3 separate regions of the Homo sapiens genome follow, and all the other regions are linked to region 2. A link is a contact called in ENCODE Hi-C or POLR2A ChIA-PET data. All regions are on one chromosome and are shown on one strand. The core of a region is the stretch at or near the end of the contact, and the rest is flanking DNA. Distances in the headings are between cores, read along the strand shown.

Region 1 (4,332 bases), core at 1,228-3,727, 310 kb before region 2:
AAAGATGGCCGGACACGGTGGCTCATGCCTGTAATCCCAGAACTTTGGGAGGCTGAGGCAGGTGGATCACCTGAAGTCAGGAGTTGGAGACTAGCTTGGCCAACATGGTGAAAGCCTGTCTCTACTAAAAATACAAAAAAAATTAGCCGGGTGTGGTGGTGGGCACCTGTAATCCCAGCTACTTGGGAGGCTGAGGCAGGAGAATCGCTTGAACCCTGGAGGCACAGGTTGCAGTGAGCCAAGATCACACCACTGCACTCTAGCCTGGGTGAGTGAGACTCCGTCTGGAAAAAAAAAAAAAAAAAAAAAAAAAAGAATAAAGACTACATTTACACTGATGGATATATCAAAAATGCTTTGACTAATTTAAGTAGCTGGCTTGCATTACTACCTAAACTTTTAAAAAGATCAAAAGGACATTAAATGAACTCAAAGATGCTCAAATATTAGACCAACAAATTCTTAAGCAGAGTGTTTTTCAACTTTTAGAGTTTCTAATATAATGATAAAGACTGCACTCTCCTTCCCTTTGACCTTTCTTTAAACCCTCCTCCACTTCCTCTATTGTAATATAAAAAATTTAGCCTAATTCTAATATCCTTTAATCAAAAGATGTAATTAATATTGCCCTATAGCAATTCATAGATTTACTGGGTCAACCAACTTTTCTTAAGACAGGACTATCCATCAGGCTTTCCACAATTCAAGCCTTCCTGCCCTGACCTAGAAGCCATTGGAGGCCTTTGCCCCATTTGTTTCATTCTTCAACTCTGAAGAATTAGGAAATAATAGGTGGCTGAGGAATTCTTCAAAGTTTTAAAAAATTAACAAAAGGAACTGATCCTCATAAAAGTCAGGTGTAAGGCCTGCAAACTCAAAAGGAAGTCAAATGAAAACCATTATGTGATTCAATCTATATGGTTATGCCTGGCTAACTGACTGACTTTACAATGGTACTCTGTGATCACTATAAACAACCCTCTCTCAACAATATGGACTTTATTTCTTTGCGACTGACAATCCATTATCTTTCATTTGGACGATTCAACATTGGAGCTAAGATTATTGCTTAAGTCGCATGTCTAATCTCTCCCACTGAACTGTAAATCCTACTAAACTGTAATCTCTACCTACACTAGAAAGCAAGCACCATGTCTTATACTTGTTTTAATATTCTTCCCCCATTTCATGCACAGTGCTATGCACTTAGCACCTTAAGAAAGATTAACTAGGAAATATACTCATTTTTGATGTCCATTCCTAGGAGTTTATGTGTGATGGGGGATAGGGCTGGGACATGAAATGGTTTGCTATAGCGTTCTCTCCTCTTAGGAGGAAGCTGGTATCTAACGTTTAGGGTGGGGAGGAGAGCCTGTTATCGAGGTGGTGGTTGTTTTATGTTTAGGGAAACCAAATATATTGCCTGGCTAATTCAGAGGCAGGGTGAGCTCAAAGGGTGGAGACACTCAGGGTCTACTTCACTCCAACCCTCCTCGGTGCATTTCAAACAGAACAAGTTTCTCTCCGAGTCTTTTAGTCGTTTCAGAATGAACTGAGAGATCTGGTCTCTCTGCCGGCCGTTCTGCCCGCTTTCTGACACAGACTTTCCTCTAAGCCCTTACCGACTTTTTCCTCTGGCTGTTGCTTTTCCACTCTCTTCTTAAGAATTTTCCCTGCCTTTTCCTGTGATTTGAAGCTTATCTGAAGCCCAGTATCCTAAGACTAACGGAGAAAGGAGCCGACTCAAAGATACCACACCCCAAGGGGGGCTTTCGACATCTCTGCCTCAGACCACAGTTCACAGACCCCAGAAGAAGGAAAAGGAGATAAAAACCGGTGATGACCGAGATCCCTGAGGGACTGACTGGTGGCAGGGAGCAGACAAAGGTGGCAACATGGAAAGGAAAGCCTGGCTCCCGCTCCAACTGCAAAAGGAGAAAGATAAAGGATGGGGTGGAAAGGCTGGGACTGGAAAAATGTGGAGAGGGCCAACAAGGGGCATCTGGAGACGGGGGAAGAAGGGGGTTAAGGAGAGGGGCGGAGAGAGGCCAAGAGGCTGAGAGGTTAGGGCTTGAAAGAGGGCGCCGGCGAGCAGGAGAAAGCCCAAGAAGGAGTCGGAGGTTGGGGAAGGAGGAGATAAAGGAAAAACCCCGGGATGGAGTGAAGACGGCGGCAGCAAGCAACTCACCAGAGCCCAGGGAGAGGCAGGGCTGGGGACGGCGGAGAGCCGCAGACGCCCCTTCGGCCAGTAGTCTCGACTTGAAGGCTGGCGAAGCCCCGGCGGCGGCAGCCAACGAGCCAAAGACGGGAGGGGACGCGTGAGGGACTCTGAGACAGGGGGCAACAGGCGGTTACGGGTGAGGACAACAGGAAGCGTTCCAACTGCCGGAAAAGACGCGAGCGCTGAGGGGCCAAGGCAGCCCGGTCCCCCGCCGCGGAGACGGGCTGGCGCGGCAGCCCGGGGCCGAGACTACGCATGCGCGACTTCCCGGAGCGGCCGGGATTGCGGAACTGCGCTTGCGTGGCCCCGCCCTGCCCCTCCCTTCACCCCCTGCCTAGGGCTGGCTGGACCTGGGTGAGGCCAGATGTGTGAGTGTGAGGCGGTCTCGAAGTAGGCTGGGCTGAGGGGGAAGTTCCATTGTTTTCTTTTGTTTTACTTTTTACTTCGAAATAATTATGGACTCACAAGAAGTTGCAAAATTAATACATACAGGTTCCCTATACCATCACCCACCCAGCTTACCTCAACATTTTTCTTAAGATACAACATTCTCAAAGCCAGGAAATTGACATTCGCACAATACAATTAACTAAACCAATACAATTAACTAAACCAATACAATTAACTTCATTACAGACCACACTCGGATTTAACCTGTTGGGTATGCAGTCATGTGCGTGTGTGTGAGTGTGTGTGTAGTTCTATGAAATGTTGTCACCTGTATAGTTCCCACCCACCCCCCTACCCCGTGTAGAACAGGTCTGCTGGAGCCCTTGGCCCCCCTCCTCTTCCTTAAAGTAAGGACCTTACCTGGGATAAGGTGAGCTCTCATAGGTTTGGGAGGTTACCCAGCGGGCGACCCAGTGTGGACAGAAGAAGGTGCTTTTCAAGGCCACCCAACTCTTATTCTGTACTACTTTTGGGGGTAAAGAGGTCCCAAGTTTAATAGCCTTTGGGCACTTGTCGTTTCTTGAGAATGGAGCACAAAGCCCTCAACTACAAAGTGTCAAGCTCCTGGAAACTAAGATGAACGAGACATGGTCCCTGACTGCCTGCAAAGGGGCCATCTAGGGAGAGAAGGAAGCATGTGCTGCGAGTTATTCATTCATTTCATCTTCAAAGCCCAGTTTCCTTTTGTCTAGCCTCTTAACAAAAATCACTTCTCGCCAGGCGCGGTGGCTCCTGCCTGTAATTCCAGCACTTTGGGAGGTCCAGGTGGGAGGATAGCTTGAGCCTAGGAGTTTGAGACCAGTCTGGGCAACATAAGGAGAATCCACCTCTAAAAAAATTTTTGTAATTGGCCAGCATGGTGGCAAGTGCCTGTGGTCCCACCTACTGTGGAGGCTGAAGCAGGAGGATTGATTGAGTCCAGGAGTTCAGGGCTGCTATGAGCCATGATCATGACACTGCACCCCAGCCTGGGCAACGGAGGGAGACCCTGTCTCAATCAGTCACTACATACATATCAATCAATCACTTCGCCTTTCATTCTCTCTGCCCAGAGGCCCTTCTCCCCAAATGCCTGTTGTCAAAGTCCTACCCATTCTTAAGCTTTTAATAATAGTCCAAGATGTCTGCATAATGCTTTACAGTTTACAAACAACTTTCACTTATTTAATCTCACTTGGTCCTCACTTTGGCAGTGACACACGAGGTTTTGCAGATGAAGTAATTGATACTTAGAGAAGCTAAGTGACTTGTCTGAATTCCCACGGCTAGTAAGCCAAGTAGCCAAGAGGGGAACCCCATTTTCTGTCTGCAAATCCAATGTTCTTTCTCCTCTTCTCTTTCCTCCTTCCAAAGCCCAGCTCAAACCTTATCTTCCTCCTGGAACTTTCCCAGTTTCAGAAGAGGAATTTCACTCTCTCTTCTCTCTTATATATATGTTTTTTTTGGTGGGGGGAGGGGGGTTGTTTTTGTTTTGTTTTGAGACGGAGTGTCGCTCTATCACTAGGCTGGAGTGTAGTGGCACGATCTCGGCTCACTGCAACCTCCACCTCCCAGGCTCAAGTGATTCTCCTGCCTCAGCCTCCTTAGTAGCTGGGACTACAGGACTACAGGCACGTGCCACCATGCCCAGCTAATCTTTTCTTCTTCTTCTTCTTCCTCTT
Region 2 (3,948 bases), core at 31-2,530:
GAAGATCCCCTATCTTGGTATTTACCTAAAAAGTAGTAACTCACTCTTTAGGCAACAGGACTCTGAGACCACAAAGTGCTTCTTTGTAAGCGGTAAACTCCACCGCTTTAACGTGCTTTTCAATGCTTCCTCCTCCACATGTTGCAAGAATATGGTGCCAAAAGGGGCCCCAGTGATGGCTCTGACTGGCTTGAGGATCTGGGGGCAGCAATCGTGTTTGTGTGGGGAAAGCTATTTTGACATATTCTGGAGACACAATCCAAAAATACATCAGGCTGAGGACTTCCAGAGAGCTCAGTGGAAAGGCTTGGCTGCCATACCAGCTGAAGCCTGGGTTTGGAGAGTTGGGGTACAGCAATTTCTACAAGAGGATCTCAATCTTTTTCTGATGGAGAACATTTTATTTGATACATTCAGCAATAACCTCAAATTACTACACAAGGTGCTGGGAAGACTTACAGAGGGGAGTAAGACAAGGTCCTTGTTCTCAGAGGTTAGCCCAGTGGGAGGGAGAAGCTGTGAGGTGAGAGGCTGAGACAGGTCAGGCTGTGTATATGTCGAGATGAAGAGGTAGGACAGGTGTGTGGTGGCTTCAAGGGCCACTGGTAGTAACAACAACTAGCATTTTGGGGGTGTTTTCTAAATGCCAGTTCCTGTTCTAAATACCTGTTCTAGCTCATTTAATCTTCACAATAGCCCTTGAAGTTTGGCCCATTATTCTCATTTTATAGTGGAAGAAACTAAAGCACAGAGAAATTAAGAAACTTAAGTTCATGCTGCTGCTAAGTGGTGGAGCTGGGATCTGAACCCCGACAGTCAGGTTCCAGAGCTCTTTCCCCCAATGTCATCTTTGTTGATGCTCTTTTCCCTGCATTTTCTGTGATGTCTACTGATCACCCAATCTCACCCACCCTGGTGTCCACACAAGGTATCTCAGTGCCACATACCAGGGTCTGAAGTCCATGTTGTACTGCTGTGGGAACAGAACACTTTCATAAAGCTCAATCCCAGTAGCCAAAGCCAGCAGCTTATGTTAAAGCTCATCGTGTGCTTTGAATCTCTTCACTCTTCCAAGACCACCAGGATGAGGTGGAGAGCTCTGCTCCAGGAGGCATAAGATTGGTTCATGGTCCTGACTGCCCTTGCTCTTAGGGAAACCCCCCCTCCCCAGTTTCATGTTGGACAAATGTGACCTCTAGGACCTCACTACTCAAAGGGTGGTGTCTGGACCGGCAGTCACCATCTCCTGGGAGCTGGCGAGAACTGCAGACTCTCTGGCTGAGTGCTGAGTCAGAAGCTGCTTCCTAACAGGCTCCCTCAGTGATTCCTGCATGTAGTCATGTGAGAAGCCCTGGGCTAGGGCCCTTGGGCCATATTCTTTATAGTCTGTGTGCCAAGCTTCTCTTATCCATCATCCCAGGGGCACCTGTTTGAAAGCCTTTTCCACTGGTGTATCTACTTCCAACTTTAAGCCTTCTCCAAATGTCTAGAATCTCTTTCCCTTCCCCCACGAGAAGCAGCAGAGAGCTGTCTCTCTCCTGTGCCTTGATGAGCCCCCCATGGTCCTCCACACCTATCTTCAATAATCCCCATCCAAGTTTTAAACTTATCCTTGTTTTCTCCTGATAAGCCAGGAGAAAGCTCACCACCCTCACCGTGATGAGATGTAACAAAAATGAACTATCTCTAGTACACCCCACTTTTATGAGACCTGTCTCAATGGTACTAATCCTGACAGGATGTAGACACTCATATGACCAAAGAATTAAGCAGGATTCCTTTTAGATGAGCTTCCCTTATAAGGAAACGGGAACTTCTACAACTCTGGCTAACTGGCAGAACCACAAATTGTGAAACAATTCAAGCTTCACTCTCTGAGGTCATATCCTCTATGAAAACTGGTATGTGCCCACGTGACTGCCTTAGCATGGATTTGGTGTCCCTTTCCAAAAACAAGGAACTGTGCCTGTGTGGCTCTCCTCCCAAGGCATGCAGAACCTTCTTTGCTTCAGAGTAGCCATGATACGTTTCCACCACGCCTGTGCCTTGGATGAAAGTGGAGATTTTCAGGATTACGATTCTGGGAGGTTAGTGAACAGGTGCTATTCCTTGCTCTCAGAGGCAGATCCAATTATGTCCACCCAGTTCAGGCTGAAAGAAATACATTTCTATTTTTTCCAGAGTGTAGAACACTACTTTGCATACAAAAACCATCTCTGGGAAGTTACAAAGTCATTTATATGGTTTGTTGTTGGGTTTTGCTTTTTTGCTATTGAGAGAAAAGAGAAAGGTAGAGAAAGAGGTTGAAGGTAGGGAAGGCTTGGGGAACAGAACCTTGTTTGGCCATTCCATAAAGTAAATCACCATTTCCAAAATTGATAGAGTAGTAAGAAACATTAAAGTTATAATCCCCTCTTCAAGGAGCTACCAGCTTAAGGAACCAAACACCACAACATATACTGCCTCTGGTCCCATAATAATGTGCAGGTGGGCTCTCTGCAAATTCCAGGGATGGTGCAGGTCTCTTAGCACATACACCTGGTTCACTTACAGGTAATCCCCCCAACATGGTTTGGCTCTGTGTCCCCACCCAAATCTCATCTCGAATTGTAATCCTCTGTGTCGAGGGAGGGATCTGGTGGGAGGTGACTGATCATGGGGCATTTTCCCCCTGCATGCTGTTCTCACGATAGTGAGGGAGATCTCATGAGATCTGATGGTTTAAATATGGTGGTTTCCCCCGTGCTCGCTCTCTCTCCTGCCACCTTGTAAAGAAGGTGCTTGCTTCTCCTTTGCCTTCCACCATTATTGTAAGTTTCCTGAGGTCTCCCTAGCCATGTGGAACTGTGAGTCAATTAAACCTCTCTTGTTTATAAATTACCTAGTCTCAGGTAGTGTCTTTATAGCAATGTGAAAACAGATGAATACACCTCTTATTCAGAAATGTCAATTTCTGTCACTTAATTCTTTCTCTGGTTCTGCCCTTTTAAAGTTAGAATTGCTCTTAAAGAGGGAGAAGTCTACTGGAGATCCACAAGCCTAAAATGATGTGAAATCTTGAACATTCAATCTCTGTACTACTACTTAAGATGACTGGGATTAAAATGACCATTGGAACCTCATACAATATTTAGAATCAGACCACAGCAGCAATTTCAACCATCAATGGCATTTTATTGTGGAAGTTTCTATGTATTACATAGGTATTAACTTCCTTCCTCTCCTGCTCCTCCCCACAAAATCCAGAAAGTTATTTTTATACATAAACAACTGAACATATAAAAATCTTGGACCTAATTTCTCTAAAGTCTTGGGTTAAAAGAACTTGAGTGGCGCTTCTCCTTTCTGAGAGTACTACTTCTCAAGGAGGATTCATGGTCTGTCCTTTGCTCACTACAGATTTCTCCTCTTCTCTGGGAAAAAATGGTCAATGCTTCTGCTTCCTTTTAATAAACTAATTTCTTGATTATTATACATTATTATTATTCCCCACTTGACACCTTCTTAGAAACTTGATTGTTGGATGTGTTTTTCATTTGGCAAAAATTCAATGTGGCTTTGCGTGGGATGTCTGAAGTGTCAGAAACAGCACTGTTGATGTTCTGGTTTTGAGAGGGAAAATATATATAGAGATGCATACATTCCCTAGAAGAACAAATGTAAAAGACTGAAATAGGGCGTGCACAGAGTTAAGAGGGCTGACAGACACTACTTGGTTTGGAATTCTGTGGCTGTCAGCCATCAAGGACTGCTGTGTAGGCCAGAATATAAATCTCCTTAGGAAGAAGTTTGGTTAGGCAAAACCACTGAGAAATGACAGTGGCTGCTACATTGTTCGACGTATATCAGAGCAGACATGCACAAGAAGCAGCATTATGGTTCATGTGTAGTAAGTAGTCACCTATTGATAAACAGGGGCATTTGTGCAAATGCTCTGGCAACCTAGGC
Region 3 (3,793 bases), core at 547-3,046, 360 kb after region 2:
GGTAGGGAGGGGCTGTTTCACACCCATTGGTAGGGAAGGCCTCTCTGATGCCTTCTGAGCAAGAAAGGAAGCTGGTGAATAGCTGGAGTAAGAATATTCTAGGCGGAAGGCACAGTGAGTGCAAAGGCCCCGAGGCTGGAGTGTGCTGTCTGTGTTAGGGTGAACGAAAGGAAGACAGCATGGCTGCAGCAGAGGGAGGCGGAGAGAACAAAATGGTTAGAAAGCAGATCAGAGGGTGACAAGGGACTGGGTTATTTAGCAGCTGGCATGCCGTGGTAAAGACTTGGGATTTCTACCCTGAGTGTGGTGGGGAGCCCTGGCAGGTGAGGACCGGAGTAGAGGAGGGACTTGATCTGACTCAGGTTTCAACAGGAGCCCTCTGGTGGCTGGGCGGAGAACTGACTGTAAAGGGAACACAGTGGCATGGGGAGGCCAGTCAGGAACTGCTACTGCAATAGCCTGGGCAAGAGATGGTGATGGCCTGGGCCAGGGAGGTGGCAGGGGAGGTTATATGAAGTGGTTGGATATGGATCTATATTGAAGGGTGGGCTGATGGGGAGTGGTGAGGAGTTAGATTCAGGCTGAGAGAAAGAGAGGACCTAAGGATGCCTGCTGGGTCTTTAACTTGAGCAATGGAAGGGTAGAGGTGGCAAAGACTGGGGGTTAGGGCAAGGTATACGGGAGAAAATCAGGAGTGTGGATTGGGATACACTCCCCAATTTTTATTTATTTATTTATTTATTTATTTATTTATTTGAGATGGAGTTTTGCTCTTGTTGCCCAGGCTGCAGTATAGTGGCGCGATCTCAGCTCACTGCAACCTCCACCTCCCAGGTTCAAGCAATTCTCCTGCCTCAGCCTCCTGAGTAACTGGGATTACAGGCACCTGCTACCATGCCCGGTTAATTTTTGTATTTTTAGTAGAGAGGAGGTTTCACCATGTTGGCCAGACTGGTCTTGAACTCCTGACCTCAGGTGATCCACCCGCCTCAGCCTCCCAAAGTGCTGTCATTACAGGCGTGAGCTACCATGCCCGGCTACATTCCCACATTTTAAGAAAATTAAAAAAAAAAATTTTTTTACATCAGTTGGATGCGGTGGCACACCTGTATTCCCAGCTACTCAGGAGGCTGAGGTGGGAGGATCGCTTGAGCCTGGAAGTTCAAGGCTCCAGTGAGCTATGATTGCACGACTGCATTCCAGCCTGGGTGACAGAGTGCAACCCTGTCTCTAAAAATCAAATAAAAGTAGAGACATCCTGAGTGAGACCCTGAGAGAATCTGAGTCAGAGAACCAGGTGAGCTGTGTCTGGACTCCTGACCGCAGAAACTAAGACAGAATAAATGTACTGTCTTAAGCTGCTAATTTTGGGGTAATTTGTTATGCAGTAATAGATAACTAGTACATGTCACATCTCTACAAAAATGTCTCTACAACAGTAACCACCCCAAAACATATCCTGACTGGGTATGGTGGCTCATGCCTATAATCTCAGCACTCTGGGAAGCCAAGGTGGGAGGATAGCCTGAGGCCAGGAGTTCAAGACCAGCCTGGGCAACATAGGGAGACCCCATATTGTATTTAAAAAAAAAAAAAAGAGTTGTGTAGGGGAGGATCTGCTTCCAAGCTCCCTCATGGGGCTGTTGGTAGGATTCCGTTCCTCACGGGCTCTTGGTTAGTGACCTCTGCTCCTGGCAGTGTGAGCCTTTCCATAAAGATACTTTCAACATGATAGCCAGCTTCCCTCAGAGAGCGGGCAGCACTGACGTCATCGTCTTCTGTAACCTAACCTTAGAAAGGACAACCCATCGCTTTTGCTATGTTCTCTTTGCTAGAAGAGGATCACTGGGTCCTGCCCACATCTAAGAAGAGGTGATGAATGTGAATATCAGTTCGCAGAGATCTCTGGGAACCATGTTAGAGCTGGCTACCACATCAAGGAAGCAACTGCATAAACAAAGCCAGGGTTTAGGGGAGAAGTCCAGGCTGAAGATGTATATGGGGCTTATTAGTGATGGGTCTGGACCAGGTGAGCTGGGAGTGAGTGAGACAGAGAACAAGACCAAGGACTGTGCCAAGGGCACTCCGGTGTTTGGAGGTCAGGAAGATGAGGAGAGGCCAGCAAAGGAGACTGAGGAGAAGGGGCCAGTGCGGCAGGGGAGGGATGGAGACGGAGGCAGAGGGGCTACCAGAGAAACCTGTTGGCAGGAGAGAGGGATCAGCAGTCAAAAGCCACTGCAGGACAGGTCAGCAAAGGTGGAGAACTGACCACCGGCTTGAGCAGTGTGGAGATCACCTTGACAAGAGCAGTCCCAGTGGGGCGGTGGGGGTGAAACCTAACTGGATGGGTTCTAGAAAGAACAGGAGACCAGGAAGTAAAGGCAGAAGCAACCATGCTTTTGAGGAGTCTTGTATAGAGGATAGCACAACCTTGCGTTTGAGTGTCTTAAACTTTCTCAACTAAAGTAACTCTCAGCTGAGGTGATTCCTGGAACTCTGCTTCTGCCTACACTTCTTCAACACACAGGTCTCCAGTTCCCCAATGTTGCCCAGGTCTACCTCCCACCGTAGCGACCTCAACCGGGATGGGGAATCAGAACCCAGAAGTTGGCCCATGTTTTATATTTTGTGTTTTGGTACTAGCAAGTCACAATCAGACAAGGCATGCCTTGTGAGACTGGGGCAGAGACACACACATTAGCTCCCAGTCATCAGCTGGAAGCTCCATAAATCCTGAACAGCCACCCTTGGAGGATCTGGTTTAGGGGCCAACAGCTCTAAGCAAAAGCTTATTACTGACTGCCATCTTGTGGTCATTTGGGGAACTGGCCTAGGTTTAAATCCGTGGTGGAAAGAGTTGAGTGAATTGTAGGATAGTACCTGGCACTGAGTGTTCAGTAAAAGCCAGCGACTGTCATTACTATGCTCATGGTTTGGAAGAGTATGGCCAAAACAAACAAACAAACATGTCTCTTGACTTCACTCCCAACATTTTTCAAGGGAAAAGGAACTACCCTAAAAGGAGGTGTTCCTTTTTGTCTTGGTAAAAGTAAGAATGAATCAGGGAGCCGACTTTCGTGTATGAAGTCAGATGATGAGATGCAAGTCCTGCTTTTGCTACCATGTGACCTTGATCTCATCACTGAAGCCCAGTGAGTCTCAGTTTCGTCAAACCATAAAACAGGAGCATTAGGATGAAGACTGCACAACTGGTGAATGTGAAGAGTTCTCAGGAAAAGCGGCACTCCTAGTTCAAGGCAGGGGCCTGCTGGCTCTCAACACAGAGCTTGTTGCTTTACAATAGTGTCTCTCAACTAGGGGCAACTTTGCCCCCCCACCACCCCCACCCCATGGGATGTTTGACAATGCCTGGAGATATTTTGGGGGGTTCTTTTTGTTTTTCAAAGGGTTGGTCCTTGTTTTTGTTTTGTCTGTTTGTTTGAGACAGAGTCTCGCTCTGTCACCCAGGCTGCAGTGCAGTGGCGCGATCTCGGCTCACTGCAAGCTCCACCTCCCAGGTTCAGGCCATTCTCCTGCCTCAGCCTCCTGAGTATCTGGGACCACAGGCACCCGCTACCATGCCTGGCAATTTTTTTGTATTTTTAGTAGAGACGGGGTTTCACTGTGTTAGCCAGGATGGTCTCGATCTCCTGACCTCTTGATCTGCCTGCCTCGGCCTCCCAAAGTGCTGGGATTACAGCCGTGAGCCACCGAACCCGGCCCTGTTTGTGTGTGTGTGTGTGTGTGTGTGTGTGTGTGTGTGTTTGTGTTTTTGAGATGGAGTCTCACTCTG

What was found. A loop is a pair of places that touch in the nucleus more often than their neighbours do. ChIA-PET counts read pairs that join two places held with the same protein, here RNA polymerase II (POLR2A). Pooled maps may share reads with other maps.
Region 1: a pooled map shows a loop between it and region 2 (2.8-fold over the local background). The contact joins the promoter of STK38 here to the enhancer-like site in region 2. A Hi-C loop is called at or near these places in 2 of 50 pooled maps. POLR2A ChIA-PET finds 5 or more read pairs at or near these places in 5 of 52 experiments (GM12878, H1, RWPE1 and 2 more).
Region 3: a pooled map shows a loop between it and region 2 (2.6-fold over the local background). The contact joins two enhancer-like sites. A Hi-C loop is called at or near these places in 3 of 50 pooled maps. POLR2A ChIA-PET finds 5 or more read pairs at or near these places in 2 of 52 experiments (OCI-LY7 and activated CD4-positive, alpha-beta T cell).

What each region holds. Positions count from the first base shown.
Region 1 is chr6:36,545,002-36,549,333 of GRCh38, forward strand. It overlaps STK38 (serine/threonine kinase 38), which reads right to left and starts at 2,478. Exons shown (of 14, transcript NM_007271.4): 1 at 2,189-2,478. RefSeq lists an enhancer at 2,013-2,536 and a silencer at 2,284-2,623.
Region 2 is chr6:36,851,676-36,855,623 of GRCh38, forward strand. PPIL1 (peptidylprolyl isomerase like 1) reads right to left here. Exons shown (of 4, transcript NM_016059.5): 4 at 3,154-3,948. Among named protein-coding and RNA genes, the nearest start is that of CPNE5, 14 kb to the left of the region's middle. Within about 2 kb of position 1,281, at least 17 of the 41 ENCODE cell types and tissues checked have a DNase peak (open chromatin) inside an H3K27ac peak, as active enhancers do.
Region 3 is chr6:37,207,820-37,211,612 of GRCh38, forward strand. No RefSeq gene overlaps it. Among named protein-coding and RNA genes, the nearest start is that of PIM1, 40 kb to the left of the region's middle. RefSeq lists a silencer at 2,654-2,948. Within about 2 kb of position 1,797, at least 5 of the 41 ENCODE cell types and tissues checked have a DNase peak (open chromatin) inside an H3K27ac peak, as active enhancers do.